Regions from separate parts of the Homo sapiens genome. Here region 2 is linked to region 1. A link is an interaction called in ENCODE POLR2A ChIA-PET data of the cell type or tissue named here. Cell type or tissue: Panc1. All regions are shown on one strand. Each heading gives the region's core, and the rest is flanking DNA. Links, peaks and the distances in the headings are about the cores only. Region 1 has its middle 69 kb from the start of TLE3. Region 2 has its middle 160 kb from the start of LINC02205.

Region 1 (15,318 bases), core at 2,438-10,437:
TTGACCAGTTGGATGAAACCATCTCTGAGGACCTCTCCAATACCCATGTGTTCACAGGTAAATTTCTCAGGGGAGGTAGAGATTTGGCTCTCCCTTGTAGGGAACAAGAGGTACATAAAGGTCCATGTCCAGGAGGTGGATTGCGGTGATGTTTGTGATATGGGGATGTGTAGGTGGCCTAGATGTTCCTCATGCAGAAAAGTTAAGGAGAATATGGTAAGTGCATATTCCAGAAGACTCTAGCAACTGGAAGCCAACACTAGATGTACATTGAAAAGATGAATAGCACTCCAGGACACAGCATTTCATGGAAAAGTAAGAAGCAATAAGATCAGTAGCCCCTATGCCAATGCATCTGACTGTGCTGGTGTGGAGAAAGAAAGCAGGGGCTTTGCCAATACACTTGGCATGGAAAGGGAGAGACCCTAGACTCACTGTGAACTCTTGTCTTACGAAATCCCTCCTTTGGCTCTCAGAAACAAGTTTGTTTATTTGTTCGCAAGCTCTTCTCCCAAAGACACAAATCTGATCAGAAGCTGTGCTCCATTCAACAGGAGAATCTGGGGTGACAATATAATACTGGCTAGAAATATTTTGAGTTGTTCTGTGAATCTCACATCGGGTACTTATTTCACTGGACTTCTCTGTTTCAGTTTGTCTTTGCTCCTAAAGGAGCTACTTGGAAAGGTGCTTCTTGTCCTTCCAGCTATACCTGCCTCCTACGCCCATCTTGATACTTACCCAGCATGCTCTCCCTTTCTCTCCCCAGAAATCCATCCTATTAGACCAATTCCCTAAGGAGGGAAAACATCTTGGGCCCTCCTGGGCGGAGGCCTTCAAGGTTCTCATCTGTTGAGACATGGACAAGATTTCTGAAGGGGAAAGGCAGAGAGGACTTAGAAGGAGATGGCAGGAGAGCACCAAAGGCAAACATGGCTGACTGCGCTGTAAGCCCAAGGGCAGCCCCAGGAACAGAAGGAAAAACCAGCCCTGCTGTCATGCCTGGCTTCCAAGACTCGGGGCTGCCATCTCATGTGTGTCTAATGTTAATGGGCTTAAAAGTGCCAGCCTTGCTCATGAGTTAATGTTCCCTTAAAAGCAGTTTGGACCAGGACAGCAAAAGCACTTCAAGAAGTCTCTGGGCAAGAAATCTCTGGGAGGGAAGAAAGAGGAAAAGGTTATTCAAATAATAGGTAGAGCCGTAGGGAGAAAAAATGATGACTTAAGAAAGGAGAGAACATTTGCATATTCCCAGAAGTAGAATGACTAGGTCAAAGGGGAGGAGAATCTGTAGAGTGCATCCTATCTATGGTGCAAGCGCTTTCTTAAAAGATGTAATAATTCCAAATGCTACCAGCAGGAGTTGGGTATACCAGTTTCACCACTACTATCTTGTCAGCTTTTGGTGGTGGTGTTCTCAATTTGTTTTTGCTCCTTTGGTAGACAAGCAGTCAGTCCTTCTTCCTCCATTTTTTCCATTCAGCAAGCTTTCACTGAACACCTACTAGGTCTTGAGTGCTTGATTTGTTATGGGAAGTACTGAGATGGCAAGACAGGGCCCCCTTTCTGAGCAAGTGCACACTTTGGCTAAGGAGGCCGAGGGAATGAATATGCCCAGGTAGGGGAGCAATGCACAGTCAGGACCAGAACAGGGAAGGGTGGAGCCCAGGCCCAGATATGGCCCAGGCCAGACTCTGCTCCCAGGCTCTCCTCCCTGGCTCAAGGGCTCCAAGGCTTGAGAGAGCTTGCAGGAGCACCTGCCACATCTGCAGGCTTGAGTTTCTTCAGGCTCCAGCTCACCCAGAGGCAGCCTGACAGTACCTTCTGCGAGAAAACCAGGGCCTCCCAAGTTCTGGAGACTCATTCCCAGCTGAAAGAGGGGGTGCAGAGAGCCATGGGCTGGGAGCCATGAAACTGAATTCTCCTCTTAGCTCTGCCACTGACAGTTGCTAGGTGGCCTTGGGCAAGCCTTCCTTCCCTTCTCTGAGCTTCAGTCTCTTACAGAGGGGGAAGGTGGAATGGGTAGAGAGGGTTATGCCTGCCTGCACACGTCTGGTTACTTGTGCCCTCCGCTTTGGGAAGAAAGCCTTCTCAAACACATCAGCCAGTAAACTACCATCCAGACAGTCCCAGATTCAAATGAATAGACTGTCTATCTCTTCACTGTAAACCAAGGGAGATTGTTTCCAGAGGAAAGATGTTCAAGGGGGCCTTTCTAAGAAGTATTGCCTGAGAAGAGCAAGCTGAAGACAGACAGACCTGTTTGTCGATGACTTACTACGTGCTAGTTGCTAGTTCCCTGTAGGGGACTCTTGCACGTGTTATCTTTAATCCCACCACAACCCTTGGAGAGAGCCATTCTTATCCACATCTTGCAGATAAGAAAACAGAGGCTCCGAGATTAAATAACTTGTCTGGGGCCCTGCAGGCAGAAAGTGGCAGATAAGATACACACACAGTTCATCTGACCCCAAAGCCGTGCTCTTTTCTAAGCCAAGAGACCAGGTCAGATGCTGAGCAGGCAGAATCCGGCCCACAAATGTGTGTTGTTTGGTCCAAGTGAGGCTTTAAAAATTGGAAATTTTTACAGGAATTCAGCTTCTGGATTAGAAAATTGGAAAATCTGGCAACACGGAGTTCTTGTTCCACATGGCAACAATAAGCTGGAGCTTCCGGAGGCTGAGACCTTTGGACAAGACTCTCTAGTCAGCCTCGGTCCACTCCAATTTTGCAACTGGCCCACCTCACTTTTTTCTTTTTTTTTCTTTTCTTTTTTTTTAGGGGGGGCTGGGGAGGACAGGGTCTCGCTCTGTCACCCAGGCTGAAGTGCAGTGGCACAATCATAGCTCACTGCAGCCTCTGCCTCCTGGGCCCAAGTGATTCTCCTGCCTCAGCCTCCTAAGTAGCTGGGACCACAAGTGTAGGTCACCATACTAGGGTCTCACTGTGGCTGGTCTCGAACTCCTGGGCTCAGACTCCGGGGCTCAAGTGATCCTCCAGCTTCAGACTCCCGAAGTGCTGGAATTACAGGTGGGAGCCACCACACAGACCCTCCCTTCCTCTTGTATATTACTACTTGCTGTACCCTCCAGGCAGTGCACCTGGAACCCCAGGCCTGAAGGAATAGTCTTGATCCTGCATCCAACCAAGGGGGTGGTGGTCAGCTGGAAAATGAAGCCCCTGAGGCCTCTGGCTCCAGCTCCCTGCACTTTCCTCTCCTTCTTCTCCTCGCCTCTCTCCCACTCCTCCCTCTTCTCTTCCTTCTCCTGCCCTCCCTTTTCTTCCTCTTTTCTCCCCTTCTCTCCATGCCTTTCCTCCTCCTCCCTAGCCTTTCTCCTAGCTCACAGACCATAGGTGCACTTTCTGTGCAGGTGCACACACACACACGCACACACACACAGTCATGCACATGCACCTCTTTCACTCCCTTTTACAGTGCGTGTCTGGTCTCTCCAGGGAGGCTGCAAACTCTCTGGCGGCAGGAGTATCTCTCACCTCTTGACACACACAGCCCCATCACAACAGGAACACACTGTCTCCCAGACGGTATGGAAAGCACTCATTGCCCCGGCCTCCAAACAGAAGCCCAGCTGGCTGGGGAGGGGACACAGGTGTTGGGAAGAGCTCAATTCTACCTGGCTGCCCTGAATCAACCCCCTCTCCATGCCAGAGCTCCCGGGGCACCCGCTTTGATGTATGAGGTGTCCAAGGGCCAGGCAGCACCCACCAAATGCCCCGGCTAGTCATCTTTTCCTGTTTACACCAAGAGGGCCTGGGATTTATTCACTGGGAAATCTCTGAGGAAACCATGAGCCAGGACCCTGTGTAAAAGTGCTGGGGCCCCTCAGCTGTGTACGTGCGAGCTGCAGCAGAGGCCAGGCACACTCGAACCTTCAATCCTTGGCAGATGATGATCTGAGACCATCAGGTCTAATATCAGGGAGGCCTGGGTTAGCAAAGCCATCTTCCTCACACACACAGGTCAGAGAGCACAGACCTCAGAATGGACCCACCTGTGATTCAGCCCAGAGCACTGCCATTTTGTCTGGGTGGCCTTGAGCCAGCCTCCAGTCTGTAAAATATTTTCTCCATCTGTAAAATGGGGTTTAGGAAGCTAATGGGTATGATTGTAAAGCACTATTTGGTGTAAAACCCCTACCACATTTCAGATCTTGGGGCCGGTGTGAGGGAATCTTGGGCTCTTCAAAGGGAAAAGGAAGGGGTTGGGTGGACATGGTGCCTCATGCCTGTAATCCCAGCAACTTGGGAGGCCGAGGCGGGAGGATCACTTGAGCCCAGGAGTTCCAGACCAGCCTGGATAACACAGGGAGATCCCATCTCTAATTAAAAAAAAAAAAAAGAAAAAGAAAGGAGTCAGGAGAGTTCTCAGGCCTGGGCATGCATTAGAATCACCTGTGGAGCTTTGCAGACACATAAATTCCCAGACCATATCCTTGGAGAGTTTGCCCATGAGGCCGCCTTAAAACAGGCCATGGGGATGGAAGGAATCATTTTTCCCTATTAAAATGTATGGAATGAGTTTTTCATTTAATAGATTTTCATTTAGCAGCAGTTTTCAAGAACAAATTCCAGTCATTAAGTGAAGAACTGGGTATAGACTTGCTGTGTGAGTCTGATCTCGGGGCAGAGTAGTAAACAAACCAGGATACACAATGATAAGGACCAGCCCTGAGTGGCCAGGAGCCTTATGCTGATTTTGCCATTTCAACCTTCTGAGGCACCAAAGAAACTCAGTGACTCACCCAAGGTTACCAGGTGGGCCAGTGTCAGAGCTAGGATTTGGACAGGACTCACTCTGGCTCCCAAACCACACACCTTTCCTCGTCCCTTCTGCCATTGCCTCCCTTCAGAGGGGCTCTTCCAACACTCGCATGTTGCCTGCCAGGGCCTGGCCTCTAAAAAGTATAGCCTGTGGGCTGTATTTTCAAGACTCATTCCTCTGGATTTGTTGGAAGAAGCCCTCGGAATTAATGACAACTGGGGACAAAATGAAAAGAAGTACGATTGTGTTATTTTCAACCAAAGAGTTGGCACATTCAAAGAGCACAGACCCAACCCGCAGATGAGCTGGTGAAGACCGCTCTGCTGGGTGAAGCCATTGGACTCTCTGGGCCTCAGTTTCTTTGGCCGTCCAGTGGGGATGGTAACATCCATCACACTCCAATAGAGTATGGACTATGAGATAATGTATGAGTAACTTCTGTATAAGCTGGAGAACAAACCATTGTGCAGGAAATCATTTTCCAGAAGATTCCAAAATGCCCAAAGATGACTTATCAAGTTACAAGTTTGTTTTCATATTTCAAATCTATGCCTTGATTGGCATTCAATTTGTGATTTGGTAGTAATGAAGTATATTGTCAATGACATAAACCTGTTTGGTTCGGCAAGTAAACTGGAACGATGGTCCTGAGCGGTGCTAGGTTTTGCTTGTTGGTGCTGCCTTTAGGGGCTTGCCTTTAGACATCAGAATCTTAAAGAGTGACTTCCAGGAAGAGGTGTAGCATCTACTTGGGTATATGGTTCTGATTTTTTTTTTTTTAAGACAAAGTTTTGCTCTTGTTGCCCAGACGGGAGTGCAATGGCGTGGTCTCAGCTCATTGCAACCTCTGCCTCCCAGGTTCAAGAGATTCTCTTGCCTCAGCCTCCCAAGTAGCTGGGATTACAAGCGCCCACCACCACACCTAGCTAATTTTTGTATTTTTAGGAGAGACGAGGTTTCACTATGTTGGCCAGGCTGGTCTCGAACTCCTGACCTCAGGTGATCCACCCACCTCGGCCTCCCAAAGTGTTGGGATTACAGGCATAAGCCACCGTGCCTGGCCTGGTTCTGATTTTAAATGTTAACTCGGTGTAGTGATATTAACTTTCCATGCGTTTCCTTTTCTCAAACATGTTTCCATAGTGTTCAAGGTGAAGGAGCACTAGCATGTATGAGGAGCAATAAAATATATTGCACATAAGACATCCTGATAGCAATCCATTATATCAACCTATTTTACCTAAATAATAAAAGTATTCTGAAAAAATTGGTTAATAGTAAATGGCTACATGGTGTTGTGTAACAAGTGTATTTTACATGAAATATTTAACATTATGAGGTGTATCAGATTTTAAGTAAGTTCGCCTAAGTGGTATTCCTTAGGACCTGTTACAAGGAATGCTTTTCTTTTATTTTTTTTTTATAGAGGAAATAAAACCCATTCATCAATCAACATGAAACAAACAATATTCTATAAGGACCTACACTGTGGATCAACTACAAACATAGGTTCAGGAGTGCTTGTATCCCATTCATTCTCCTAAATAGGTTAAATATTCCCCCTGCCCTAGACAGTCACTTAGTGAACCCTTCTCTCCCTGGCTGCCATGTGCAAATAGCCACTTTCCAAATGAGCCTCATAGACTAGACTATCTCATGGCCCCACTTCAAAGCTTCAAAAACAAAAAGCATTAATTACACATACCCTCTCCTGTATAAACCCTCTTCTGATGATCAACTAAAATATATATTCCAGGGAGGAAAGTGCCTTGGAATAAAATGCCCAATACAGGGGCCGTACATTGTCCATTTTCTAGCCTGTGCTCTGGGCATTGGTTTGTTCTTTGAAATCTCACTACTTTGGAAAAGTGCTTTTCCAGAGTCAGACTCACTAGATTCAGATGCTAACTCTGTCTCTCACTAGCTGTGTGACCTTGGACAAGTTGCTTAACTTCTCTGTGCCTCATTTCCTTCATTTGTAAAATATGAAAAATGGGCTGAGTTGATCCGAACTCCAATTTCATGGGCACTGGTGGGTCTAGGGCAGGGGTCAATAAACTTTTTCTGGAAAAGGCCAGATTATAAATTTTTCCAGCACCGATGGCCAGAGTTTGCCTTGAAGAGCACTGAAAGATGAGGCTGGGGGCAGGAGGGCTGTGCCCAGTCTGTGCTGTGCCCCTATTGCTGGCTCCTGTTAGGCTTTGGAGCCTTCTCCCCAGAGCGGAGCCACACAGCCCAGCTCCCCACTCGTGTGCCCCGGCCATGACCTCTTCCCCTCCGGTGAATTATATTCTACAGCTAGAATTGCCCCTGAGATCAGCTAGCGCATGCCCTTGTTTTTTAAGTGAGGAAACTATGGCCCAGAGAAGAGTAGAGATTTCCCCAAGGCCTCCCAGCCCATGGCCTGCCAGTGTCCCTGCCTGTGGCGCTAGGGAAGCCCCACCCTGGCCCTCTGTGGAATGCAAACTACAGAACTGTGGGCCCAGGCAGGACCATGGCTGGCCCAAACAAGGCCATTGTGAGAATTATAAAAAAGACCCCTTCCTCTGGAGATGTAAACGCCACGAGTGCCCACGGCATGCCAGCAGATTGTAGGGATTCAGCCCCCTTTTGGCTCCACAATAGTGTGCAACCTGCACGGCCGTACATGGAGGCCCTGGGCCCATGCCTTGTAGCAGGGATCGTTGCTAACCTTGGCAAACCTGAGACCACAGACCCATCTGGAGATGTCGGGAAATACTCAGCTTCAGGCTCTCATTGCCAGATAGGAGTACACTCCCCATGTACCAGAAATCTAGATTTTCAAGTGAAATTTGCAGTTTGTAAATGTTGGCAAGGGATTCCATTTTCTATTGTTTTATTTAAAAAAAAAAAAAAAAACCCATGCTAGTGGATCCTGTGCAGAGCACAAGGGGCGAGTCTGTGGGCTGACAGACTTGCCATCTGACTTACTCCAAACCTCTTGCAATACAGATGTGAGATGACAGGGAAGTGACTTGTCCAAGGTGACACCTGGAACCAGTGACAGCCTGTCCTCCAGCCTTCCCTAGTGCCTGTGACCCACACAGCACCTCTGTTTCACAAGTCAGCATGAATTGCATACACACCTCCCGGCCTGGCCCAGTCCCCAGCTGATATTTTTACCAAATGTCACAGCAGTTTGCAGGAAGGCCCAGGGTCTGGCTTGAGCCAGTAAATTATGATCGCTTGCCAGAGAGCTGTAAACAGGATTCTGATTAATGAATTCCTTAATGGCTGGGCCTGAGTGCAGACCTTGTCTGAGTGTCACCCCAGGCAGATACACGAGGAGGAATTGGCTGGGCAGTGGGAAGATTTGTGTCATGTCTTTGCCTCGGAAAGGGTGCTCCAAACCTGCTGGCCCTGAGCGCCTGAGTAACTACTCCTCCCTCTCTCCTAATTGTGGGCCTGCCGCATCTGAGTTCACGCCAGCCCGTGTGTGCAGAAGACCAGGGAAAGAGATGATTGAGCCTCGAGTGAAAATAGAATTGGCTGGCCTCCACTGTGATCTCAAGAAACTTGAAAATGCCCTGTCTGAATCCAAACAAAGAGCCGAGAAGCCTTTTTCCCCATGCTGGTGCTTTAAGGACCCCCTGCCTGAGGCCTGAGCCAGAGCAGAAAGCCCTGGAATCTCTACCTTTCTTAGTTGGGAATTGGAAACTCAGGCCACAGGAGCCAGACACACACTTGTCCAGACTCCCCAGGGATCTGGGAAGAATGGAAACATGGGAAAGTCACTGACCAGGAAACATCCTGCTGTGTGACCATGAGGCCAATCTCCTGACCAGTCCGGACCTTGCGTCCTCTTCTGTGACATGAAAGGCCTGGAGCACGTTGTTCACCCAGCACCTAGTACAGCCACAGGGGTGAGGTCAGAGCTAAGACCAGAGCAGGAATGGCAAGCAAACTGCGTGTGTGCCCCCGCCCCGCGACTGCACCCAGGGCAAACATCACCGATCGATCCTGGCCCTCCTTCCCACTGAGCTGGGGCCAGACCTCACAGCTTTTCTCACTGCAGAACTCAGGGCAGCACCACCAATCAATCACAGCCAGCAAGGGTGAGAAAATCGATCTGCCATCCCCAGACTGGAAGATTTGTCTTTTGTGCTCAGTCTAAGAGTGGCAGCTTGTGTGGCAGAAAGAACACTGGACGGGGAGTCGGGAGACCTAGCTAATTGTCAGGCTCTGCTGTCAGCTGGCCAGGGCACCAGGCCTCTCTGAATTCCTCAAAGTCCTTTTCTGCCCTGAGGTCATGGACGAGTAAGAGCAGGGTCTATTAATATAATCACAATGGGCGCTTATGTCTCAGGTACTGGGCAAAGCACTTCATGCCCTTTTCTCACTTAGTCGTCATAAAACTTGACAAGGGGGATTAGGATTGTCCCCATTTTGCAGAGAAGGAGATTGAGGTTCAGACAGGTTAAGTGAAAAGCTCAAGTTTACAACTAGCAAGTGTCCAAACTGAGAGTTAAACCCAGGCATCTTGTGGCAAATTAAATATGTCCACAATGTCTTTGAGGTTCCTTCCATCAAGAGGTGGGATCTGTTTCCCTCGTCCAGTCAATCTGGACTCACCATGACTAACAGGATGTGATGGAAAGGTACCAGCAAGTTCAGCAGCCTGGGCCCCAAAGGCCTGACAGCTTCTGCTCTTGCCCTTGGGATGCTGCCCCAAGGCTGCTTGTCTATCTTATTGGAGGGTGAGAGGACACTTGGAGGAGAACTGAGGCACTCCAGCATCAAACATGTGCATCAAGCCACGGTGGATTCCCCAGTCCAGCAGCCCTTCCAGCCCACCCTCCTGCTGAATGCAGCTGAGCGAATGAGCCCAGCAGAAAGCAGCAGAGGCACTGCCCAGACAACCTATAGAATTGTGAAAAATAAACCACTTAGTTTTTAGACTTACTTGTTATACAGCAATAGCTAACTGATACACAGTCCCACTCCAGAGCCACATACTGAATATTATGTGTGTGCTTCACAAGAGGCAATACCATGTAGTGGGCAAGAGAGTGTGGTCTTTGGAGCCAGGCAGCCTGGGTTAAAAGTGACTAAAATAGTGGCTGGCACTATGCTCACTAATGTTCTCCCTAAAGAATGGAAATTTCCAGGCTTACTGGGAGTCAGTGTTATTTACCCAGTGAGGGCTCCTGGGACCACAGCAAAGGTCCTGGCCATCTGCTGCCTCTTATGTCTTCACCTCAGGGAGAGAGACAGAGAGAGAGAGCGCGCGAGTGCAAGAGCGCACCGGAAGCCCCCAGGAGCCCCAAAAGGAACATCTGGGTGACCAACTCCTTTGGAGTTAGATCATGTGCAGACTTGCATGGTAGTCCAAGCAGATAGATACTGTTGGTTCCATGTTTCCCAGATGGGGAATCCAAGACCCAGAAAAATAACTAGCCCTGAGCCAGCCTCCTAATTCTTGGTCCAGAGCTTGTCCCTTTGTCTTAGTGCTGATGTAGTAACAGGGATCCCACCTGTCTGAGCCCATTCCTCAGCCTCAAGAGCATGGCAGAAGCAGACTCTGGGATTTCAGTTATCCACAACCAGCCTTCCTTGGTGTGTGGGTGGGGAAGATGGGGGCAGGATCAGCCCCTCTAAGGTCTCCTGCAACCAGAAACCCATAGTAACGAGGGTGGGCCAGACCCCAGTAGGATAGTAGAGCCCCTAGCTCGTCATCAGAAGGGGCCCCTTTGCCATCTCTTGGGTGTGCATTTTTCTCTCTCCTGGGTCCCTAGCTCTTGGTCGCCCAGCACCCACTCTCCTTCAATCTCTGTGAGGATAAGCCTCTCTTTTTCCTTTTTCAGTGAGGCTAAGAACCAGGCAGGGGAAACAAAACCTAAGACTTGCTGAACCCTCAGTGTGGGCCTGGTACAATGTAAACACTCTGCTTTAATTGACACAACAATGCCACCAGGGATGCCTTGTCACAAATGAGAAAACCAGGGCTCCAAGAGGCTAGGTGACTTGCCCAAGAAGATACATTTAGTAGGTGTCAGGGCTGCGATTTGAATCCAGAGCCACAGCCATTTCTCCCACACTGCCTGTTATCTCCCAGAGGAAGCAGAGAACCTGGCATGAAAACTCCAGTGTGGAAACAGCCAGTGGAAACTGCATTAATGAAAGGAGAGATTGAGCCAGGCCTGACCTCCGGGGCTGGTTCCTCAGCAACCTGAGCCCCGAGAGGAGCTGAGGAGAGACTTTCCCAGCATCCTCAGCAGCTGATTACCAGCTTCACTTTTTCCTTTTCCTCCTTAGATGTTTCCAGTGCTCCCATCAAGTGCTCCGAATCCAGCATATAGAGGAGTGCTGTACCTCAGAGCTGGCAGGACTGGGGTGGTGGGGGTGCTGAGAATGAACCTGCATGGTTCACTCACAGCCTATTGTCCTCCGGGCAGCTGCCTGGAAGCCCACTCCAGGAAGAGAAGGACCCCTGTCAGCTCCACATGTGGCTGAGGCTATGGTCCTCAATAGAATTAATAAATTGAGCACTACCGGGTGCTAGGCGCTGTGCCCTGATGTTCACATTCATGTCTCATATTGTCCCCGCAATAATCGCATGATACCTATCACTGATAATCCTCATGACATGTCCCCACTGTGCTAAATGCCGTCCATGTGTAGCCTCACTTCCCATGGTTCACATCAACCCCGTGAGAGAGTTCTCAGGAGTCCCCCACCCTCATAGTGTTGACCAAACCTCAGAAGGTGCAATGATGCCCCAAGGGGCTAAGTGATTTTCCCCCAGTTAGTAGGTGGCTACACAAGGTTTTAAATCCGGATCCATTTGACCCCCAAGCCAGTGCTCTTAAGCACCCTGCTCTGTGGGGTGTAGAGAAAACTAAAGCTTGGGGGGCAAGTGTGAGATCCCACTCTCCAGAGAGAAGGCCTGACCCATCCAGAGCTGCGTTGCTTCTGGTTGTGGCTTTCAGCCCAACCCAACCCCAGCAGGGCTGATCCATCTCTCAACCCACCCTCCCCAAAGGCATCTGAAACCAATCAGGGCCTGGGTCTCGGTCATTCTTCCAGCCTACTTGGTCTTTCATCCTCCCTCTTCTCTTATTCACGCCCTCTCTCCCACCATCACCACCACCACACACACACACACACACACACACACACACACTCTCACACACTCACACTCTCTCTCTCTCTCTCTCTCTGTCCCTCTCTCTCTTTCTCTCTCTCTCACACACACACACACACACTCTCTCTCTCTTTCTCAACATTCCTCTTCCTCACCCAGAAATAAAACAGGTATAGCATTGGGGTCAGGAGACTCAGGGCTCAATATTTTAGCTCCCCACTACTGTCTGTGTGACCCTGAGCAAGTCACTTGGTGCCCAGAGCTTTGGTTCCTAATCCTCAAAATGAAGCTAATGAGCCCTGTAGCCAGGCAGGGTAGGCCAGGAGAGGGGCTAGCTAGTCTTTGGGACAAGCCCGCATGGAGCCTGGTGCTCCACAGGGATCACTCTGCCTATTTTTCCTCCTTGCAGCCTCCCACATGGGAATTACTGGAGGCAGGGGTGCAGAGGGGTTCATTCAGAAGTGGAGACCTGGACTATGCCCGTCTTTTAAATGAAGAAGATGAGACTCGGAGAGGGGAAGTCACTTTCCTAAAAGCCCCAAGGCCAGTAAGAATTTGGACACACATTAGAATGAGCTCTGTGCAGGCACGAAGCCTGCTTTCATCCATTCATTCAGTTTGTGTTCCCTGAACACCTACTGTGTGCCAGACACCTTGCCCGGCAGAGGATTAGCAAGACGTTTCAAGGCACAGTCCCCCTGTCCCAGGTGACTGGGGAGGTGTCAAGGCCAGGTAAGATCATGGATAGGAAAGCACTTGCGAATGCCCAAGGACAGCGCGTGGCCACCTCTCCGCCCCCCACCTGCCTCGCTGCGTCGCTCAGGAGGGCTTTTCCTTGGCTGGATGGCCATGCCAGGAAGGAGGAGCCTGCAGGCTCAGAGGTTGCTGGCAGGCCCTATGGACCACCCTGCCACCAAGGAGCCTCTTCCTTCAAGCCCCCGTGATACCAGGTGTGAGATTCAGATTGCATTAGCAGGGGACCCTTGGGCTTGGTCCAGTTCGTCCTCAGCCTATACCCTCCCTCCTCCGAGAAGCACTGCCCCCTTTTCCCAGGTCTCTGGTTCTGCTGGAGCTGCTCTACAGAAACCCCACGCAGAGCCATAAACAGAACCGGGCCAGGGCAGGGGCACTGCCAAGAGGAAGCCCTGAGCAAGCGCCAGTGCTGTCAGCAAGAGGGGAGGTTATTTTTAGAGGCAGCCTGATGGGGTAGCCGTCTGTCCCACTGCACAGTGACACAGAGATGCCCTCGTGAGAAGGAGCTTTGCAGTCCAGCACTCTGCCTCCCCTGGCCTCCTCAGAGCCAAGGCAGAGTCTCCTCCAGGGAGTCTTCCCGGTACAACGTGCCAATGGCCCCTTATTCTCAATTTTGTGAGCAGAGAAGCAGAGAAGGGCAAGGAAGTGCACACAAACCCTCATATAATCTTCCCAGGAATCCTGAGAGGTGGGCATTATCCACCCTCATTTTACAGAGGGGAAAACTGACACTCAGAGAAGCTAAGTAACTTGCCCGAGATCACACAGCTTGTGAATGGCAAAGCTACAACTTGAACCCAGGTCAGTCTGAGGACAAACCTTGCCCTCTTTCGACTTCATGGTGGCTCTTAGAAATACACCCTCTTCCCAGTGTCTGGATGAGGACCTCATGGGGCTCTGGACTGGCTGCATCTCCTCCTTTATTCACCCCATGACCTTCAGGCCTGACCTTCCACTGAGTCATGCAGACTTCTGAGTGAGTCAGCCCTGGCACATGACTCTCACTGTAGGCAATGGGCATTTATTAAGCATCTTCTGTATACCAGGCACTAGGTTCTGTTAATCTCCCACAGACAAGTCATGAGGTGATGAGCAGGACAGCCCCCTTACCCTGGGGGCACTTAATATACTCCAACCTCTGGGCTCTGAGCTTTCCCTCTATTCTTCTACTTAGTCCTCAAGACGGCCCTGGTGGTAAATATTTATTATCTCTATTTTGCAGATAAGGAAAACAAGGGTTGGAGAGATTAACTCTCCTTTGCCCAGAGCTTTGAGATTATTTGGTTTAGGGCCCCTATTATATTTGCTTTAGCTATTTACACTTTTTCTTCCTTCATTCACTAGCTTGTTCTTATCAAATGCCTCCTAGTTGCAGTAATGCTGAGGGTCCTCAGGGGATCTTAGAGACCCCCACTCTGGTTCAATATCTTTGCCTTTATCTTACAGATTGTGGTAGACCCTGAGCAGGTAATTCATTTAACCTCTGTCCATTTTGCAGATGAGAAAGTCGAAGTCCAGAGAGGGACTGGAACTTCCTGTGTGTTGCACGGTGACAAAGACAGAATGAAGAGACTGCATCCTCCCTGATCCCCATCTGCTCCCAGTTTTACATAGAAGCCCTTGGCCCTGAGCCAGGGCAGTCCAGGACACAGTCACAGGGCACAGGGTGTCCCCTGAGCACCTGTGTACTTGACCTCACAGGAAGCCAGAGACTCTGGGCCAGCTTAGAGCCCAAGGAGAGGTTAAGAAACTCATGCATAGGAAAGAGAAATGCCTTCTGGAATGCACAGAAATCAAGCATTTCATGAGGAGCCACGGTCAGTGGGAGGCCCTGTGGGGGCCGGGGTAGGACGTGCGGTGTAGCAGGAGGAAGTGGGACTTCTTGGTGCCATAAGCAGGGTCCTGTCCCTCAGACTCTCTGTGGGGCCTTGGCTGAGGGGGCTGGGGCCCTTCATCTCTCTGGGCCCCATTTCCATCTGAGGCATGAGACAGGGGTGGTCAGGGGGTCCCTCAAGCTTCCACTTAGCTCCGTAAGGTGGTAGATAAGGGACACCAATGACAAAGCAGCCTGCATTGGAACCACAGGAAAAATGGTCAGAGGTCTGCAGCATCTGCAGGTGGGGGGCTGGGGGGGAGTGGAGAGGCTGCTTCAGCAAGGGGGGCGCTGCCTGGAGGAAGGCACTCTCACCCAAGCTCCCCTAGAAGGCTGCTGGGTGGGGGGAACAGGAGCCCTGACCCTGAGAGGCCAACAACCCTTCAGCTCAGCTGGCGAAGATGGCGGCTGCCGTGGAGAGGGTGCAGAGGGAAGCAGCTGCTGGAGGCAGATGCATCAGCTTCCTATAGCCACTTTAACAGGTTCCACAAACTGGGTGCCTTAAAACAACAGAAATTTATAGTTCATAAGTCTGGAGGCCAGAAGTCCAAACTCAAGGTGCTGACAGGACCACATTCCCTCCAGGGACTCTAGGGGAGAATCCATTTCCATGACTCTTCCAGCTTCTAGAGGCTCTGGGCATCCCTTGACTTGGGGCTGCATCGCTCCAATCTCTGCCTCCACAGTCCCACTGCCTCCTCTCCCATCTCTCTCAAATCTCCCTCTGTGTGTCCCTTATAAGGATACTTGTCACTGGATTTAGGGCCCACCTGGATAATCCAGGATGATCTCTTCAAGATCCTT
Region 2 (15,318 bases), core at 4,399-12,398, 180 kb before region 1:
TAGAAAGCGGGTCCCTCTCCCGGGTGGATGCAGCCTACTCCAGGATGCCTGTTTGGTGAGCAACCCCCTGAGCCCCTTGGCAGGGGCTCTTATATGTAAACAACTGCACAGGTGTGCTCCTTGTGCCCTACTGGAGGGCGCCCCTGATTCTTGCCATGCCTGGGCATTTTCCCCATGACCTGCTGTTGTTCAAATGACACAACCTCTCACTCCACAAACTGCAGGCAAAAGCTACGGTAGAGCTGACACGTGGCAGTCTCAGGCAGGAGAGTCTCAGAGCCACTGGCAGCAATGTCAGGACCCACACAGCAGGTCCTCTAGTGAGCCCAGAGGCCTGGGCCTGAGTGCAGCAGGGCAGATGGCCAGGTAGGGCAGGGAGGGGAAACTTGGTGCCACCGGAACCTGTGGCTGATGTGGAGAGACAGCTGCCAGCTTCCTTCACCCTGCGTGAGACCTGCTCCTGGCACAGCTCCTCATAGGGGACCCCTCAGCCTCCATTTCTGGACATGTGGGCAGTGGCTGACCAGCCACACTCCAGCTCCTTGGTCAAGGTGAGGCTGGTGTGGCCACATTCAGGTTCCAAGATCAGGGTAAAGGCATTCACCTGCCTCTCTCAAAGGTCAGGTGCTCTGAGAGGCTGGTCTTCTACTCACATACACAGCCTGGCTAATTCACAGACTGCAGAGCATGGACTGGTGCAGAGGAGCAGAGCCCCGCCTTCTCGTCCCTTTCTTCTTTCTCTCTCGTCCATCTCCACATCTTCCCCATCTCTGCATGCCTTTGTTCCTCCAGTCCTCCCCTCTTTTTCTTCCCATATCCTTCTCTTTGTCTCCATGTGCTTCTCTCTCTTCCTTCTTCATATCCATTCTTACTTTTCCACTACCCCTGTTCTCTCCTCTCTTGTCTCCTCTGGGGAATTATATATGGCAGCAGGGCTACTTGTCGGGGCCACCATTGGGTGACCACAGCCACAGGACCAGCAGTGCAGGGATCTGCTATCCCCACCAGGGTGAGAGTGATGATGATGGAGCCACTGCCCCATCCTCAAGATCATGCAGTGGAGTTTCTGCCTCTCCAAGGACAGGAGCACCCCCACACTGGCCAGCAAGAACACACATCCTCACATATATCTACTGGCTGTGGACAGAGGTGTAGGCGCCTGGACCCAAGGGGAGCTGCTGGGAGCTCGAGAGCACACCTGGTGGTCCCCATGAGAGGAGCAGATGCCTGTCCCAAGAACTTTCCATTTATTCACGGACAACAGTCCTATGAGATGCATCCTATTATTGTCCCCAGTTCTCAGAAGAGGGAACTAAAAAGTACAGGGGGTGACATGACCTGCCCAAGGTCACACAGCAGGCACGGGTCTGAGTGGAGACCTGAGCCCAGGCCTTCCAGCTCCAGATACACACCCTGAACCTTTTCCACCTCTCCTGTCCCAGTACTCTGAAAAAGCAGAAAGAGCTGGGGCAGACAGTGCTCCTTCAGCCCACTCCAGCCCCCAAAAGACCCTCCTTCTCATCAGCTGCCACGCAGATCTCTAGTGTTGAGTGGAGGGTTGCTATTTCATCCTCTGTTCCAAAACTTCCAGCCTTAGTGTTATCTGGATTTGTCAAGTATTTTTTGACAGAGAGGAAACACAAGGTTTGAAAACTCAAGGTGTGTGATGAGTTGGAGTGTGGAGGAGACTTTATAGAGCAGGATTCTTGGATTGGAGCCTGCATCAGAATTCTTGGAGGGCCTGACAAGACACAGATAGCTGGGCCCCAACCGCAGAGTTCAGGCTTAGCAAGGAGTGGGGTCCAGGAATATGCATTTCTAACCTGTTCCCAGGGGCCATGCTGCTGGCGGTTCTGGGACCACACTTTGAGAACCTCTGCCTTAATAAAAGGGGAAGCTGGAATTCCAGAGGCAGACGTTTTCATCTTCACTGGGGGCTGAGAGCAGACAGGGGAAGCTGGGGTCCCTGAGGCGCTGGGCAGTGGTTACCCAACCCCTCCTCTGTATGAGGCGCTCCGGGCGTCTGTGCCCAGCCTTGATGAATAGCGCTCATTTAGGTGGTATGGGGAGTGCCTCTGCACAGACCTATCGGGTTTTTATTAACTGTTTTACTGTCGTACTTTCAAAATCAATCAAACAGTGCTGCCCTCCGGAGACACACCGGGGTTGGAGGGCTGAAGCTCCCAGTCTAAATGCAGCAGAGGCCGGGCCCAGGCCCACAGCGGGGCCGCAGGGGCAGGGGGGCCGGTGCTTCCTCCTGCCCGGTGAACGGCGGGCTTTGTCCTCTCTCTCTGAACCAAAGCCTCAGACTGGTCTGAACCGCGCACCCCAGACCAGAACTAACTGCACACATTTGTTGATCCTTGAACCGAACCCAAACCTGAATTTTTCTTGTGAACCACTTAACAAACCAATATTCAAAACAAAACAGGGAGGGGGAAAAGACCCTTGGCAGACCAGTTTGAATTGGAAGGGCATCTAAATTTCCAAGCCCATTAAACACAAACAAAGCTGGGTCATCAAAAGCCTTCAAACCTGACTTCAGTCAATATTTCGATTGGCTGGGCTCCCTGGCATGACACAGCTAAGCCCCAGGTGTGGAGAACTGGCTTTCCAAGCTCCAGGAAAAACAAGGGTCTCTGTACTGAATTAAACCATCCCAGGGAAGCCCCATCCTGCAGTTCCACCCCCACACCCTTGTGAAGGAACAAACGAAGAACGTGGGAGTCCCGTCTGCCCTGGCTTGTCCCCTGAATGTCTCCTCGACACAAAGTGCAAAGCCAAAGCTCTGGCCCACAGCTAAGTAGTGGGGGGTCCAGGCCTCTGTGATCTGGCAAAGGTGCCAGGACAGTGCAGTCGGCCCCTGCAGCTACCCTGACGCGCACCAAGGTCCCCCAGCAGTGGAAGAGAGGAAAGGCCTCTCCAAAGAGTGGGGTGTTCATTGTATTTGCAGGGTGGCAGGGGTGCCAGCCTTGCCAAAGGACCCATGTGCAAGAAGAGAAAGTTGTGAGAACGGCGAGTGGGCGAGATGCACAGGGCAGAAGCTGTAACTTCTGGGGCTTCGTGCCCAGCCCGGGGCTGCCTAGCTCAGGTGTTTACCGTTCGCTGATCTTTGAGTGTCACCAAAATGCACCCTCATGGCTTGGAAGCTGCATCCTCTTGAGCCCTGCTGCTTGCATTCATCCTTGTTATAGGGTGGCGTCCCTCCCTCTCTCTTTCCCTCCCTCCTTCCTCCGTCTTTCCTACTCCCTGTCTTCCCTCCTTACTCCTTCTTTGAATTCCTTCCACATGCCCCTGCCCAGCTCCAGGAAAAGCCCTGCCCAAATGTGGAATGGCCACTGTCTTTCTTATGAATTAAGAAGTGCTGCTGGGGAATATTATTCAGCCCTGAAAAGAAATGAAGTACTAATACCTCCTACGATGTGGATGAACCTCGAAAATATTACATGGAGTGAAAGAAGCCAGACACAAAGATCACATTGTATGACTCCATCTAAATGAGATGTCCGCAATAGGCAAATCCACAGAGACAGAAAGCAGACTAGTGGTTGCAGGGGCTCGGGGAGGGCTCGGGGTTGCAGGGGCTCAGGGGGAATGGGGAAAGACCGTGTAATGAGTATGGAGTTTCCTTTGGGTGCAATGAAAATGTTCCGGAACTAGATAGAGGTGATGGTTGCACAACCCCATGAAGGCGCTCAATGCCACTGGACTGTACACTTTAAAATGGTTGATTTTATGTCCCGTGAATTTTACTTCAAGTACAGAAACAAACACAAGGAAGTACTGTGGACTCCCTTCCTCTCCTCTTGCATGTAATCAAGGCGCCTCCAGTGCCATGTTCCAGGAGCTCTTGAGCTTAGGAGAAAGTGTGCAGGGTCTCTGGAAGACTCAATACAGTACATATAAGTTTTGGGGGAGTGTCTTCCCTGCCCTCATGGACAATGCATCAGCCTGGAAGCCTTAGCCAGCCTGACTCTGAAGGAAAGTGTGAAGGGCAAAGGTATTGGAGAGTTAGGGGAAGGAGAAAAGGGGAAAGGTGAACCAAAGAGAGGAGAAAGGTGTGTGTGACAAGCATCTCTGCCCTGCAGGCCCTGGGCTGGGCATTTCATGTCCAGCAGCTCATTCCACTGCAGCCTTGCAGATGAGGAGGCCAGCTGAGCACTGGTTGTCCAAGGTTACTGACCAGGAATAGGTGGGCTGGCTCTGGAGTCTGTGCTTTCAAGCCTTGGCTCTACATACTAGGATCCTCGTGGATGGGCCTTTGGAAATGATGCTGTCTTGGGCCTGGTTAGCCCTGTGGGGGCTGCTTCCTCCCCTGTTCCTGGCCCCTGGCTCCAGTCTGTTCCCTATGTGCCCTTTAGACCCTGATGATGAGTTCCCCGGGCTGCTCTTGCCCACTGCACCCTAGAAAGCCAGCTCTCCCCTGTCTGTTCTCCAGGATTCAACATGTGGAGGAGGAGTCCAGGGTGGGGATGTTTAAGACAGCTGCCTCCTGCCTGTGCTGATTGTGTTCATCCAGCAGGTGATCCTGGTGCCTGAGCCCTGGCCTGGATGTCAGGAGAGTGAGGCAATTGCATCTAGTCATTCTTTTAACAAAGATGGATTGGATGCCTGCAATGTGCCAGGCACTGTGCTAGGTGTTAGGGATGCAGCAGGGAGCTCACGGCCTCCCACCTTCTAGTGGGGGAGGCAAATAATGGAGGCCCAAATAGATCATGCAAACCCCTCAGGTCAGGATAAGCACTGGGAAGAGAAATAAAGCAAGGGAGGGGGAAGAGAATGACAGTCAAGGGAGGGAGAGGAGAACTTTCAATGGTTCAGGGAAAGCCTTTCTGAGGAGGTGACATTTGTGCAGAGACCTGAATTAAACCCAGGGGAAGAGTGTTCCAGGCAGAAGAAACAGTAGGTGTGTGGTCTCTGAGTAGCCAATGAACTCAGTGGGTTCAAGGAACAGCCAGGAGGCCTGTGTGGCTGGAGGGCAGTGAGCAGGAGCTCGGACAGGCCAGAGTCACGTGTGGACCGAGGAGGAAAGCGGGTGTGTGGTTTGATTCTCACCCAATGAGGGGTCCTTCAGGGGGCTGAGTGGAGGAATGGCATTGGCCAGCTAATGGTTGACGAGGACAGGAGCTGCAGCTGTGAGGAGAGTCCCTTTCAGTGGCAAGAGGAGAAGCAGGGAGGCAGTGTTCTTTCCCAGACATTGCTTTAGCCCTTTGGGTTTGCAGCCTCTGAGGCTGGCCTGCTGGAGTAGAAGCCCTGCCCTGCCACTTACTTGCTGTGTGACCTTGAGCAAATTGCTTAACCTTTCTGTGTCTCTGTTTCCCCATCTAGAAACTTGAAAAAATAATCATACCTCTCTCGTAAGGTTGTTGTGAGGATGGGGTGGGAGAACAGTGGTAGGACATAGTGAGTACTCCATGCGTGTTAGCCATTATCACTACCTTATACTATCATTAGCAACTTAACATGGTCTCCCGGTGGGAGGACGAAGAGCTAGCAAGTGGCTGCCTCTCCTTCTGCTCCTCTCTGGGCCTCAGGGTCCTTATCTGCTAAGAAAGGATTCATGGCCAGGCACAGTGGCTCAGGCCTGTAATCCTAGCACTTCGGGAGGCCGAGGCGGGCAGATCATTTGAGGTCAGGAGTTTGAGACCAGCCTGACCAACATGGTGAGACTCTGTCTCTACTAAAAATACAAAAAAAAAAAAGTAGCTGGGTGTGGTGGTCCATGTCTGTAGTCCCAGCTACTCAGGAGGCTGCGACAGGAGAATTGCTTGAACCTGGGAGGTGGAGGTTGCAGTGAGCCAAGATCATCACTACACTCCAGCCTGGGCCACAGAGTGAGACTCTGTCTGAAAAAAAAAAAAAGAGGATTCATTAGCAGATCTTTAAAGACCTCTCCAACTCTCTAACATCTGAATAATTAGAACCAATACCCCTCGTACACAAAAACAAAAGCAAAACATTAAGCACCCCCAATGTGCCAATCTGCCAGGAGAGACCACATAGAATTGCATTCAATCTTTCCAGTAACTCAATGGGAGAATCTTGTCCATTTCATAAAGACCAGTGTTTCCATCTTTCTCTTTCTTTAGTCTGTATTATTTTTTCACCTGTTAGATAATACATTGGTGGAAGAATTTCCATTTTATTTTTATTTTATAAATTTTTAAATTTAAATGTAAAATTTAATTTTCCTGGATGTGTGTTCCATGTGCCTTTGGAAGCAAAGTTTCCTGAGGTGCTCACCATAATCTTTCCAATGGGGTTAGGATTTAGAAACACAGAGAATGGAAATAAAACCTAGTTCCTACCCCAAGACTAAGGCAAAACAAGTGTAAAGTTTTCTCTCCTTGGTCCAAGATCAATGGGAATTAATATGGAGTTTTTCAGAGGTCAGTCTTCTGGGGACCTCCTGGTGACCACTCAGCCCAATTTAGTGGTCGGCTGGACAAACACGGTTGTCACAAAGCCCGTGTCCATTTCACAAAGCCATGGAGTCACATGGCAAGTTGGGTATAAAAGAAGGCAGGAGATACAGAGCAGGAACATAGTTATAGCAGAGCTGAGAAGGAAGCAAAAAGAAGTGTGCACATACCTTGCTTAGACTTCCGGCTAGACACTGTGTTAGGTGTTTTTTTTTTTTAGTTTGTTTGTTTGTTGAGACAGAGTCTCGCTTTGTTGCCCAGGCTGGAGTGCAGTGGCGCAATCTTGGCTCACTGCAACCTCTGCCTCCCGGGTTCAAGTGATTCTCCTGCCTCAGCCTCCCGAGCAGCTGGGACTACAGGCGCCCGCCACTACGCCTGGCTAATTTTTAGTAGAGACGGGGTTTCACTGTGTTAGCCAGGATGGTCTCAATTTCCTGACCTCACGATCCGCCTGCCTCGCCTCCCGAAGTGCTGGGATTACAGGTGTGAGCCACCACGCCCGGCCAGGTGTTTTCACATGTACAAGCCAATGGATGAGAAAAGGCAGGATAGTAAACAGAAGACAGACCCAAATGTAGGCTGGTCATAAATCAGCTACTGGTTTCATAGCTCATTTAACAAACCTAGCCAAAATAGGTTGATGGATGGTTCCATTTCCACCTAGAGGGGGTCACTGGTAGCCTGCCTTCAAGGTCTGTGCTTGGCCCTGAACTCATCAGCACACTTGGATCAGCAGCCTGGTAGATGCAGACACAGAGGGCAGGTTGATCACAAAGCTGGGAGAGAGAGTGATCATTCAAGTGTTTCAGAGTGTCAGGCTGGGCGAGACCTTAGAGATCACCCCTTCCCACTCTACAAAGACACAGAACTTGTTCAAAGTCACACAGTCAGTTTGTGGCAGACCAGCCTAAGGGCAAATTTCTCCACCTCCCTGTGCTGTGCTGGCCAATTTAGGATTCACATGATCCTGGCAGGCCTGGGCCGGCGGCTGATTCTAGCAGGATACAGCCTACCAGGGATGAGTGAGTGTGCGCTTTGCATTTCAGGTTCAGAAAAATCGATTGCCTAAGTACAGGATGTGGGAGGCTGGCTTGCAGCCGGTCTTGTGCAAAAGACCGGGGGGAGTCTGTTGGCCACGAGATCAATAGAAGCCAGAGTGTGATGCAGCCGCTAAACAGGGAAGTCTCTCCTCTTCCACGGACTGGGCAGAGCCAACGCGTCCAGAGCCGGAAGAGTGACAGCCTTATTTTTGTCTGTGCTCATCGGCCACTTTCCAAGATTTTTATTTATTTCTAGGTGTCATAGATTAAAAAGCACATCAAGGTTTGAAGACTGTAGAGAGGAGAACGGCTGAGCTGTCAAGGGGTCTGGGGGAGCCTGTCAGAGACCTTATTAAGGTAGCAGAAGACCCTTAACTGGAAAAGAGGAGAAGGATAATGGCCTTCAGTTTATGAGGTGGTTGTCATGGAATAAAGGCAGAGGCTCGTCTAGGGGGCCCCAGAGGACAGAACTGGGACGCAAAGCAGTGTGGGGTGGATTACCAACTGTTTCCCATGGAATGCCAAGAAGACAGCGGGTACCCAAGAAAGGGTCCACAGTCAACCAAGAGTAGGAAATGTATATATGCTATTCTCTATCCCCTCTTGCAGATTCAAGGTGCATATTAGCACATACATATATGCTAATGTGTATAATATGTATATTATATACATATGTATTAGTAGGTACATTACAAGGGATGAAATCTAAAGGTGCAAAAGAGCTTGTCTGTGCTCAAGCCCCCTAAAAAACAGAGCTTAGATGCTATGACTTGATTAGAAGTGCAGTCCTAGGGAGAGGGTTAGGGAGTGGCCACAGAGGAGGAAGAGCCGACATGAGAATTTGACACTGAGCTGGCTGCCGCTAAGTGCAACTGATTGCTGGATCCCAAGGGACTGTTCCCTGAGAAGCCATATTAAACTGTGTTTCAGGGTTGCTATAGCAAAGGACAAGTGAGAAGAAATTTCCATCAGGTCCAGTCTCCAATTGGCTGAAGATTGGCTCCATGGAAGATAATTTTCCCTTGTGTCTGAGTTGGGCAATCGTGGGCACTAGGGGTGGTCCTGAAGTGGTAAGGTCCACAGAGATGCCCTGAAGGGGAAGCAAGAGGAAGTGCAAGAGCAGGATGGCACTTCTGTGAAGTGGGCTGATGCTCACACAGTGCTGTCACTGCTTGAGGCTGGAAGAAGAGACAGGTAAGGTGGAAAGGACGGGCTAGGTCTGCTATGAGTTGTGATTTACATGCAGCAGAAAGTAAGTCTCCTTCCCTCTCCTGTCCCACCACCCAGGTCCCCGCATCAGAGGAACACATTGTTTTCTTGGGAAGCCTTCAAGAGACAGTCATGCATGGGTGAGCCTATACGCATATAAATATATGACATAGGTAATTATATATGCACATATTTTCATAGAATGGGAGCATACTATACTGCATAGCACTTTTTTACATAACAATGTATCTTGGCACTCTTTCCTTATCAGTACACATAGAGCCGTCTCATGCATTTGAATGACCATATAGCACTTCATCCAGCTGATGTACCATAATTTATTTAAATGTCCTATAATGCACATTTAGGATGCTTCTAATCTCTTGCTATTGCAATCATCATGGCGGTAAATACTCTTGTACACAAGTCATTTTGCAATCCTAGGAGGTTATCTCTAAGGCAGAAAACCTAGAAATGGAATGTTGGGTCAAAGGGAATATGCATTCTCAGTTTTGATCAATGTTGCCAAATTGCCTTCCAGGGTAGTTGTGCCAGATTCCCTCCCACCAGCAATTTAGGCGCAAGCCTGTTTCCCTCTGTCCTTACCAGCACAATGCATTATCACACTTTTGTTCTTTGCCAATGTAAAAGGTAGAAAATTATATTTCACTGTGATTTTAATTTTCATGTGTTAAGTCATAGTGAGAATGAGCCTTTTTTCTTCCAGTATTTACATTTTTTTACATTTACATATAATGCCATTTACATTTTATTTTCTGTGAACTGTCTATAACTTTTGCTCATTCTTCTTTATCTATCTTCTATCTATCTTCCTATCAAGAGATTATATATTTGCTTAAACAAAATATTATTGTATATGTTTAAGGCTTTATATAAATGGTATTGAACTATATATATAGTTCTATAACTGATATTATTTTATTCAACATTTTTCGAAGTCCTCAGCATTGTTTTTGAAATGTGTCCATGTTACAATAGCTACAGTTTGTTAATTTTCAATGCTGTAACATATTTTATTGTATGAATATGCCACAATTTACCCTTTCTCCTGTTGATGGCTTTGTGGGTCACCTTCAAATTTTTGTTATTACAATGTGGCTAGGAACATTCTAGTACATATCTCCTAGTGCACATGGGCAAAAACTTCTAAAGCAGAGTATATATAGCCAGGGCTGGAATTGCTGGGTCATAGGTTGTATGCATCTTCAGGGAACAAGATAATACACTTTTGCCCATTTAAAAAATATAGGCTGGGCACAGTGGCTCACACCTGTAATCCCAGCACTTTGGGAAGCTGAGGTGGGTGGATCACTTGAGGTCAGGAGTTCGAGACCAACCCGGCCAACATGGTGAAACCCCGTCTCTACTAAAAATATAAAAATTAGCTGGGTGTGGTGGCAGTCACCTGTAATCCCAGCTACTCAGGAGGCTAAGCACAAGAATCGCTTGAACCTGGGAGGTGGAGGGTGCAGTGAGCCAAGATCATGCCACTGCACTCCAGCCTGGGCGACAGAGCAAGACTTAGTCTCAAAAAAAAAAAAAAAAAATAGATTGCTGGTCTTGTTATTGATTGTAGGGTCTCTTCATGTATGGAAGCATTTGCACTTTGTGATATGGGCATATTAGTGTTTAGATGCTCAGAAAAGCCCTGCAGCAAAGAAATCTTTTTTTTTTTTTTTTTTTTTTGAGACAGAGTCTCACTCTGTTGCCCGGGCTGGAGTGCAATGGCGTGATCTCCGCTCGCTGCAACCTCCTCCTCCTGGTTTCAAGCAATTCCCTGCCTCAGCCTCCTGAGTAGCTGGGACTACAGGCGCCCGCCACCCTGCCCGGCTAATTTTTGTATTTTTAATAGAGATGGGGTTTCACCATGTTGGCCAGGCTGGTCTTGAACTCCTGACCCTGTGGTCCACCTGCCTCAGCCTCCCGAAGTGCTGGGATTATAGGCATGAGCCACCACGCCTGGCAAAGAAACCTTTTTAACTGGGTGTTTCCTTAACTCAACTGACCATGAACCCCTTTCCTCATTGAGTATCTGATAGGACTAACTCGGGGAATTGCTTTTGTAAGGGAACACGCATCAGGACCTGGTCAAGCAAGATGCTGGCATCTGGGCAACCATCAACAGTAGTACACAGACCCCTCTGCCCTGCTCAAAGGACCTTAAAGGTCTCAGAGGCTGACCCTGGCTGGAAGGCTTTCTGGTCTGCCCTCCATCCTACAATTTAGGGGACCCATCCTCATGGTGCATCCACCGTGTCAGGCTTTGTGCTGGATGCTTCCTGTCACTTACCTCTGCTTCCATAACCAAGTGAGAAACAAGGCTCAGAGCAGTGAGCTTCCTTAAGGGAAGACAAACCATCATCTGATCCAAAGCCATCCTCCCTCCATTACACTACAGGACTTGCTTAGAACCAAAACAGTGCCCAAGACCCAGCCCCTGAGAAAGCCAGATACTGGCTTCATCCCTTCCCCACCTTGCCACAACACCTCGGGCCCTGGTCTGTCCCTCTCCTCTGGCTCGTGGCCTGGCTGCATGGCGGGGCTGGCTATTTTGACATGCATGCCCTGGCTCTCCCATCTCATGATGGCAAGGCTGTGAGGTTCCTTGCACTTGGCACAGATCTTGGCATATGATCAATGTCTTTTGGAATGACCAGATCAGTGATGATAATGCCAGTGAGCATGTATCCGGTGCTCACCATAGGCAGGCTCTGTGCTAAGGGCTTTATGAGAATTATCCCTTATATTTGTTCACAGCGACCCTCTGCAGGTTCTGGTACCATCATCTCCATTTCACGGATGAAAAAACAGGCTGAGGGGAGTTTGGTCACTTGTCCAAGGTCACACAGACATTGAGTGGTGGAGGCAGGATTTGAACTTGAGTTACAGGGCCTCTACCTGCCTCATGCCACACACCTGACCCAGATGGGTGAGCTAGGTGGCCTCTGTCTAGCAATGCCACATGCGCAGTAGTACCCAGGAATTCCCCCATGTGACAATGACATAAACCCAGGAGTCTATTCAGCACTGCTGCGAGGCCTCAGGGAGCAGGCCGCCATGGGTGGGGAGAACCCCAGGCCTGGTCCTCTGCCCCTTCCTTGCTCCCTTCCTGCCAGCTGGGGTCACAGGTCCAGCCCAAGGCCACTTGAGGTTCAGGTGACAAAACATCCCAGTTTGCAGGAGTTGGCAGTTGCTCTGGGCAAGCTGCAAGCAAACAGCTGTGACTCCAGTCCCCAAAGCTCCCCCTCCTTACCTGTGTCAACACTTTTATTTTTAAAGTGGCAGAGCCAAGGTGGGGGCTGGGGATGGGCAATGGGGAAGGAGGGAGCCTGTCCCTTATCAGCGCTGGGGTCCTTGCATATGTAACGCTGTCATATAATTAACAGTGAAGATCATTTACATTGTCGCTTAGCTAATTTTCATAATGTTTTCTTTATTATCAGAGGAAGAAATTAACCCAAGAATTTATTTACATAGCAGCCTCAAACAGTAACAGCTTGCTAATTGCCTGTTAGGTGATTAATAAGCTTACAGCAGATGCTAATGCGTCGTGGGCTCCCCGTTTCAAAGGTGCTCTTGCCTCACGCTTGTGTTTTGGCAGCTTAATTAGTGCAATAATTATGTACTTGTTGCTCCTTCTTTCGAGCAAATACTGTCAAATGCTTAAAAGATTAAAGTGAATTATATCCTGAGAACGCACAGAGCTTGAGGATGCCCGTTCTTGCTAACTTCTCTGCTAGTTCACAAATAGAAAAGAATAAATAAGAGAAGGGTCTGCCACGACGGCGGCAGCAGAAATGAACTAGAGCTGGCTGGGGCCTAGTCCTGGAAGAGACCGCGAACACTGCCTCATTTCCCATCTATAAAAGGAGGTTCAACTGGTTGGCATGGGAAAGTGGGGAGAGGAAACTTGAGAATCAGAGAGACCTGAGTGTCAGAGCAACGAAACGCAATGGGTGGATCTAATTTGCGTCCTGATTGGATGCAATTGTAAAAAGCCATCTTGGAGATGATCAGAGAGACTTACCCCTGACATCCAGAAGTCACTGCTGATTTTGTTAGGTGTGATAACAGCATAGTCGGTATGAGAAAGAAAAATATGCTTATCTATTCCATATGCAGACTGAAGTGCTTAAGGTTGAAAGGATACGATATCTGTGATTTGCTTTAAAATACCCTAGCCCTCTCCTAAAAATAGTGAGGTCTGTGGAGAAATAAGATTGCAAAATGTGGATCGACACTGACGCTGGATGACAGATACACTGCGGGTCCATATATCTATTTTCTCTTCTTTCATGTATGTTTGAAAATGTACATAATCAAAAGGCTGGACCATAGAAAGGAGATGAGAATTCCTTCAAGACATGGGCCCTAGAATCCAGCTCCCTGTGTTTAAGTCCAGCTCTATTCCTTGCTAGCTGTGTGGTCTTGACCAAGGACCTGACCTTTCTGTGCCTCAGTTTCCTCATCTGTGATATGGAGATATACTTGTTGCTGGGATTTACCAAGACAGTGCACACAGGTTTTTAGCACAGTGCTGGTTGCATGGTAAGCCTTGTCTCATCCTTCTTGTTATTATATTGATGTTGTTATTGGCTGAGGCCCTCCAGCTCTGCAGCTGTGGGCCACCAGCAGATCTGCCACAGGTTTGCTCCATCCCAGCTCTAGTGCTGGGCCCTTTCCTAGGCTCAGCCCTGCATCAGCGGTGGCCTCTGGCAAAAGGGGCTGCAGAGGGGCTGGCTCCTCACTCTGGGACCCTGCAGGCCTGCCTTTGTCACATAGGACCAGGCACATCAGTTTCTCCGGGGCTACAACCCCAACCCCTCCAGCACTTAATCACAGTACCTGGTCTCTTTGCCCCCATCCTGCTTGGGGCCAGACTCCCAGAAACCTCTGCCCTGTGGTGGCTGTTTGTTGAACTTGCCCTGGGGCCAGTTGTCTGAATTTCGTCTGTTGCTAATTGTTCCACTCTTGGGAATCTGCGTCTGGACACTTCAACCCCTCTCAGGCCCTGAGGCTGCATCTGTGCTTACTCTCCCTCTCCTGCCAGGTGACGCTTGGGTCCATACAGGCTCCAGCCTCTTGGAGTCATTCCCTTTTTGCTGGCGGGAACATACCTGGGCCTGGCCTATCTTGGCCAGGCCACTGACCTCTTGTGTGCCTTGGGTTTGAGCCTCAGTTTTCCCATCTGTAAAATGGGGGGTTTAGACAAACTCTCCAAACGCTCAGCATTAACAGATATCCAGAACTATGGAGGCTCTGCAGTCCTAGTGCCAGAATAGGCCTTAACTCAGAGCAGACAGTCAGTGAATGTTTGGCTGTTGATTGAACAAATGAGCAAATCGATGAGAGATGCCCTCTGCTCTCTCCCTCCCTACACTGGCCTAGGACTTCTCATCTTCCACCTCCTCTCAACAGTCCAGATCCACGTTCCAAACTCCTCTTAACTCTTGTGTTATGGGGCTGCTGCCTGGATCAGAACGGTGGGGAGGCTGGTTCAGTCTTGAAGGTGAATCTAATCACAGCATCACACTCACCCCGCCTCCACCCAATCTCTGAGCCTACCTAGAAGTAATTCTGAGCACATACTCTGAAAAAACAGGTCCTCAGCTGTCTGGGGCAGAAGAGGCAAGATTTTACGAGGTGCGGGGAGGAAGACACAGCCTGTGTCATATTAAGCAAGGGAGAGCCAGGGAGTCTTGTCCCCACTTCCAAACACACGACAAAACCCCGTCTCCATGCCCTTGCTCAGCAGTTTCCCCACCTCCTTCGAGGGTGTTCCCTTTACTTTTTAATCAAACTCCCTTTTCAAGGCTCACCCTCTCCAGAAAGCCCACAGTGGTATCCTGCTGCTTATAGGGCCTCATGTGTTTGTGTCCTGCTCCTGAACCTGGAAATAGAAGCAGCTGGCTTGGTTTTTAGTCACCCGAGTGTCACTGTTCCGCATGTAACTGAACTATAAGGTCAGCGAAGGCAGGAACCACCGTTCCATCTTTCCGTGCACCCACCTCAGCCTCTTGCCCAGGGTCCAGCAGAGAGCTCCGCAGACCCAAGTGTCATACAGTGTGGATCCAGAATCCTTACTCCCGAGCCTCTCATTCGGAGATGAGGAAAGTGAGGCTCAGGAGGGTTGAATGTGTCCTGCAGGGCCCAGGCCAGGTCTGGGAGCCTTGTTCTGACCTTGCTAATCCACAGCTCTCGCTGTCACCCCATGCTGCCCTTGTGAATATCAGCTGGGCTAAGTCAGGATGGCACTGACCCCTCCATGCAGCAGGGGCATGGAGACCTGGGACATGTGGCCACCAACCTGAGGGACTCCAGGGGCTCAAGGAGAGCCAGATTGGGCCGGAAACTTCCTAACACATTCCCAGGTGATGCTGTTGCTGCCTGTTGGGAACCACTTTTTCAGAACCACAGCCCCACAGGAACTAAAAATCTACCTGAGAGACAGGATTATCACAAAGTTAACATTTAAACGCATGACAGGCAGGGTGTATTGGCTCACACCTGTAATCCCAGCACTCTGGGAGGCCGAGGTGGGTGGATCACTTGAGGTCAGGAGTTTGAGACCAGCCTGGGCAACATGGTGAAAACCCGTCTCTATTAAAAATACAAAAATTAGCTGG

What was found. ChIA-PET counts read pairs that join two places held together with the same protein. Peaks named below come from ENCODE experiments on the same cell type or tissue, not always from the same donor. Only the 100,000 strongest peaks of a DNase experiment are listed, where the experiment ranks them.
Region 2: POLR2A ChIA-PET joins it to region 1 with 11 read pairs; 3 of 35 experiments call an interaction of 5 or more read pairs at or near these places.

The regions. Positions count from the first base shown.
Region 1 is chr15:70,158,772-70,174,089 of GRCh38, reverse strand. No RefSeq gene overlaps it. Among named protein-coding and RNA genes, the nearest start is that of TLE3, 69 kb to the right of the region's middle. In Panc1, for the core only: no CTCF peak of the experiment used is centred there; no DNase peak of the experiment used is centred there; H3K27ac peaks cover 752 bases.
Region 2 is chr15:70,341,351-70,356,668 of GRCh38, reverse strand. No RefSeq gene overlaps it. Among named protein-coding and RNA genes, the nearest start is that of LINC02205, 160 kb to the left of the region's middle. RefSeq lists an enhancer at 11,770-12,271. In Panc1, for the core only: no CTCF peak of the experiment used is centred there; no DNase peak of the experiment used is centred there; H3K27ac peaks cover 237 bases.